Linked DNA regions of Homo sapiens: region 1 is linked to region 2. The links are chromatin contacts, found by Hi-C or POLR2A ChIA-PET in ENCODE. All regions are on one chromosome and are shown on one strand. Each heading gives the region's core, a stretch centred on a gene start or an enhancer-like site at or near the end of the contact. The rest is flanking DNA. Distances are from core to core; before and after follow the strand shown.

The links. A loop is a pair of places that touch in the nucleus more often than their neighbours do. ChIA-PET counts read pairs that join two places held with the same protein, here RNA polymerase II (POLR2A). Pooled maps may share reads with other maps.
Region 1: a loop to region 2 is called in a map of heart left ventricle, with 2.4 times the contacts of the local background. The contact joins two enhancer-like sites. A Hi-C loop is called at or near these places in 6 of 168 maps with a recorded cell type or tissue (heart left ventricle, left ventricle myocardium inferior, right cardiac atrium and 1 more) and 10 of 50 pooled maps. POLR2A ChIA-PET finds 5 or more read pairs at or near these places in 3 of 52 experiments (BJ, CD8-positive, alpha-beta memory T cell and activated T-cell).

Annotation. Positions count from the first base shown.
Region 1 is chr6:111,984,024-111,986,723 of GRCh38, reverse strand. The region is part of intron 2 of LOC105377947 (a long non-coding RNA gene); the gene reads right to left. Among named protein-coding and RNA genes, the nearest start is that of CCN6, 69 kb to the left of the region's middle. Within about 2 kb of position 1,408, at least 9 of the 41 ENCODE cell types and tissues checked have a DNase peak (open chromatin) inside an H3K27ac peak, as active enhancers do.
Region 2 is chr6:111,888,119-111,890,818 of GRCh38, reverse strand. No RefSeq gene overlaps it. Among named protein-coding and RNA genes, the nearest start is that of FYN, 16 kb to the right of the region's middle. RefSeq lists an enhancer at 980-1,925. Within about 2 kb of position 1,303, at least 5 of the 41 ENCODE cell types and tissues checked have a DNase peak (open chromatin) inside an H3K27ac peak, as active enhancers do.

The DNA.
Region 1 (2,700 bases), core at 159-2,658, 96 kb before region 2:
GGCAGGTAAGACAGAAGAAGTCTGTGTCTCAGGATCACCCAGGGAAATGCCACTTGCCAAGTAAAAACTGAGGAAGAAATAAAGTTCTATTACGTTAACCATGAAAAACTGGTCTATTTGTTACAACAGCTAACATAAGAAGTAAAATGATCATAACAGTCCCCTAAGGAAGAAAAATGTCCATCATTGTTTTGAACTGAAGAATCACACCCAGTGAAAAACACCAGGTTCAGGCTTTGGGTAACCTTGATGAAGAACCAGAACAAATCAATTTGGCTTTCAGCACATTAATAAAGTGGCAGGTATGTATAGAATGTGTCATTAGCTGATCGTATTTTGAGAACCAGTTTGCTTCTCAGGATAGGTTTGGGCAGCTGTGAATAGGCTTATAGTTTTCATTGTTTCCCTGCTCATAGCAATACACTGAAATTATTCTGATTTGCCTACTTAAGACGGAAAGAAAGATAGGAGCAAAGTTACATTGGAACCAGAATTACCTCAATACCTAGGTCATTTTTTCCTAAAGATGGGTTTGCTGCAAAATCAGGGGAATAATCTCCCTCCCAGGGCCCTTCTAAATAGTACCCTCATGGCCTAGAAGAACTAATGTCCTTGCTACACAAGAGCCTTTGCAACAGAGGAGCCCTAACTGCCAGGGCCGATCTTGGAATTTTGCCTCCCTCAGTCAGGTGTTCAAGTTGAATCAAAGAAAAGAAATAGAAAATGCCCTCCATGAGTAGGCTAAAGCCTTCTTCTGCCTTATGTTTCTATCACGTTCTGGAGAAGGACTCAATGTTGATCCAAGTACAGAAACCATGTCAGGTTGCTTGGATAACAACTGTAAACGGGTTTAATTGTGCTGGTTTGGGGTGGGCCCCAGCCCGGGAGCATTGCTTCTCTGTGTACATCAACACTGAGTAGTGTGCATTCTAACTCTTTCACCACAACCATATGATCCATGCTAAGGCATTTGACCACCTTCTCCACCTGCTCTGCCATTTTCTGTAAAACAAGATTATTAAATTTAATGGAGGAAAGGTAGTTTATAGATGTAAAATGATGACAGACTGTAAATATGAGGGGAATATAGAGCAATCTATATGAACACTACATAAACGCTAATTAGCCCTAAGGCTGCGATGTTTCTTCCTACCACACGGCAAAAGAACACAATGGATTTTTAAAAAATCTTTAAAAAATTTTCCTTTCCCAGTAAAACCTTTACATGGAAAATAAATGTAGCATTTGGCTCAGGCATCTTGAGTACAAAAGGATTCCACAGGCAAAATAATGTGAGAAGAAGCTATCCGGCTCATACTTGCTCATTCATTAGTCAGAGCATGAGAGCTCTCTGGAAACTGGTTTTGTCACATTCTTATGTGAGGAAGTCACATGGGCTCCTGCAGCACATTTTCCTGTGTGAGTCCTAGCTTTGATGGAGGTATTTGTGGGCAAGGCCTAATGAGAGGGTTGACTTTTTCAGGTTTAGATGGGAGTGAGGAGAGAAGCTAGCTTCAGGGACTGAAGGGACGGGAGGCCTTAGACAGACTTAGCGCTAGGTGCTATTTTCAGATAGGAGCTCCTCTACCTTACTGACGTGATAAATGCCAGGGAAAATAAGATCCTCATGGAAGAAGCCTAGTTGAACAATCAAATACAGCAGGGAATACTCATTAAAGTGCTTCTCCTTACAGCCACCTCCACTCAGTTATTTATGCCCTTTAACTTCCAGGTAATGGTTCAGATTTTACTACTTGAGGAGCACAGGGAATGTCTTTGTGTTTTATTATTTCTCATGAGATTTAAAAATAAATAAATATGTATATACACCTAAATTTGCTTTTGGTTCAAGTGTACTTTTTTGTCTTAAAGTTTCTTAAAGAGCCTTAGACCAGTGGAAGACCTATGAATCAGAGAGAGATCTCACCTTGCACAGACTTTGTGGTATTCTTCCCACTTTTCCTGAGCCATGGAGTCCTCCCCTCTCCTCCTGAGCCTCAGAGTCCTCCCCTCCCTTCCTGAGCTGTGGTGAAGAGCCGCTCAGGTGCTCCTACTGCACATCTTTCCTGCTCTCCAAGAGTGGCAGCCATGCACTGAGAAAAAGTGTCTGTTCCTGCAGTTTGTTTCAATTTGATAGAGTCTCACTGAAGCTATCTTGAACAAACGTGATTTTTTGTGGGGTTACATGGAGGAACAAAAAAATAAATGGGCTCCTTTGCTTCATCTAAGAACAGAAGCTATAACAGAACTAGGTCTTAAAAGCACCTGCCTTCAGGGATGCTCAGTGGACCCCATACGTAGGGATTAGCGGACCTTCACTCCCAAAGCTCCAAGAACTGCCAAAACCCATGTTAGGTCGTGTCATTCCTCTGTTCAGAATGCTCTGGTGGCCCCGCATCTCACCCAGAGTAAAAGGCAAAATCCCCCCCATGACTCACAGGCCCTGTGTGATCCTCCTCCCCCTGCCCTGCCCCATCTACTGCCTCCTCCTCAGCCACCCTGCCTTGGCCATGCTGCTCACCTTGTAGTCCTTTCACACTCCAGGAATACTCTTGTCTCCAGGGTTTTGCACATGCTGTTCCCTGTGCCTGGAATGCTTGTCCCAGATATCTGCTTATCACTTCATGTAGGTCTTTTTTCACAGGTCAGCTCAGTGAGGCCTTCCCACTCAGTGAGATCTAAAATTGTAAGCCCACACTA
Region 2 (2,700 bases), core at 54-2,553:
TGAGAAGGAAGAACTAATGGAATGCAAAAGGCTGAAGGGATATAAAAGAAAGGAGATAATTAATGGAATGAGTTTTACAAAAATATTCCTAATTAGAGTCCTTTAAATGGGATACTCCTCATGGGCCCATAAATTATTATATAATTTTACAAAAGAAATAGATTCCTTCTAAGCAGCACTTGAACTGTAGAAATCAAGAAATACTTGTGGTGTTGCTCTGTCATCTATAAGAAATATCCATATATCCATTAAAGTGTCTTTATTTAATTGTAAAATGAGACTATGCCCATTAATTCTGTTTATCTTCTCTCCTTCTCTCCCTCTTCTCTGCCATTCCTTCTTCTAAGCCATGACTTTTATTCAGGGCTCCAAATGGAAGGGGATGCATCTATTCCAAGCCTTTGTTCATTCTAACCCATGTGCTTTATAGTTTTCAATTTACATGCAGAAATTGAGACAGAAGAAATCTCACCAAAACCATTCATGTAGTCCTGTGAGATGACTGCCTAGAAGAAGAAGAAATTCAATAAAATGCATTCAGGTTTGTAGCACTGTGTTCAAATTCAAATTCTCCTGCTTCTAAGCAGCCACCATCATATTGTCCATCTTTCTATCTGAATGAACATAGCTCGCATTTGAGTCTTGGAATAGGGGAGAGGAAACTCTAGAAAAAAATTTCCTTTACTCCTTTCTGTTTACGTCGCTTTATGTTAAGTGGCAAAGTAGTTCATTTTAAAAATTAGAACACTCAATAGCTTAAAAGCTGAATTGATAGTTTTTAAAAATAAAAATTATATACAGATTTTATTAAAAGCTCTAACAGAACAGAGGGTATTAAGCAAAAGATAAAATTCCCTCCAGCCTGTCATTGCCCTAGGACCCCTCCCCAGACATAATCATTGACAGTAGTTAATTGGGTATCTTGCCAGAAATTCCCTAAGCATGTGTGAGCAAAAATATGATTACATTTCATTTGAAAGGAAGACGATGGCAGTTATGATCACTTGGTCCCTGTGCTGCCACAGTCCTGGGCTTTTGTTTCTAAATCTTTCGAGTAAGTAGGTCTTTAGCAGGTCTTTTTTTTTTTTTCTTTTCCAATTGAATTAACTAAAATGGGCATACCAACTGCACATTATAGTCTTGATTTGGTAGTGATAAAGTCCAAAGTAGGTGTTAGAAGTGCTAAGAGGGAACTTCAACCCTCTGATCCTCCTCTTTCTCCTCCAAAGAGGAAAAGCAGCTTTGAAAAGTGCAGCCCCTGCTGAGGTCCATCTCTGACCGCCTCCGGGCTTCTCTCTAGAAGCTCTGTCCTTTTCCCAGCTGGAGCCCCTCCTCCTTGGATGGGGCAGGCATCCTGCTGCTGCTGGCTGAGCCTTAATGAGTATCCAGTTAAATAGAAAGCTGAAATCCTCTTTTCTGAAGACAAGAGAGGATAGACTTGAGGTAGAAAACATCATGAACTAGAAAGTAAATGAGGAGGAATCAGAGTTTGACTTTAAATAAGAAGAAGAATCTTTTTAAAAATTCTGGCAATGATCTGCTGTTTCCCCACGTATCAATTTTCACGGATCCACTGTCGGAGAGAGCTCTCTTTCATCACATTACATAGCTACAATACCGCTTTAAATGTGCAAATCTGCGCCTTTGCTTGCTTCTGTTGACAAAAGATAACCCTCCTACTGTTTCAGTTTCAGCCTTTCCAGTCCTCAGTGACCTGAGCAAGTAAATGAGCAAAAGGGATACATAGACTCCTACTTTTTGGCATCGACCCAATTTTCCAATCTTCAAAATTCTCAGCCAGTTTCCCTCTCCTCATCACCGCATTGTGCTACTTGAAAGACACAGTGAAAATAGCTATGGGAACACAAAGAAAGAAAGAACACGCACCATGGGGTTAGCGAAGAGGAAACCCTCTTAACAGATTTCAAAAGAATAAATCCTGGAGCAATGCTGAGTCTTAAAAGATTTACCAGAAATATAGGCAGAACTCCAAGACTATGAGGCTGGAAAAAATTAAGATATTGGGCACTGTAAGATAGAAGATAAGGAGAGGAGAAATCCCCAATGAATTAATAATCAAATTCATGTATGGCTTCTTGTTAACGAGAATCCTACCAAGAATCCCAAGATTGAACCTGGTTACTCTGCTAGTTGTAGTAAATATGATGGAGTGCTTGTTAAAGTAATCTGTAAAACCTTATTTCTGAAGTAATTTCATGTACTCTTGGCCTTTCAGGTAGCCAAATCCTGCACAAAGTCAGAACTTTTTAGTAATTTTTTTCAATCAAATATTTTCTATAGTAGTATTGCCTGGTTTGTCTTACATTCTGGCAATACTTTCCCAGAAATATTGAAATCTATAGATTGATTGGACCACAGCAGTGTCCTCAGTAATTTGTCTCTGAGTTTGTTTTATAACTTAGCCAGTCTGTTATTGTTGGCTATCACAGTTGTTTTCCAATATTTCACTATCATACATGATACGGAGACCAAAAAATACAGCCATTTTTGCACAGATCCATGATTGTTTCCTCAGATGTGTTCTTAGGAATGAAATTGCTGGTCAAAATGGTTAATACAAAGCTAAGTCCAAAAATGTTATATAAATTTACCATCTCTTTATAGTAGTTTGGAGGAGAGCGCATCCCTCCCCCACTTTGAAAATATCCAGTATTTTGCCAATTTGATAGAAATTGTTTT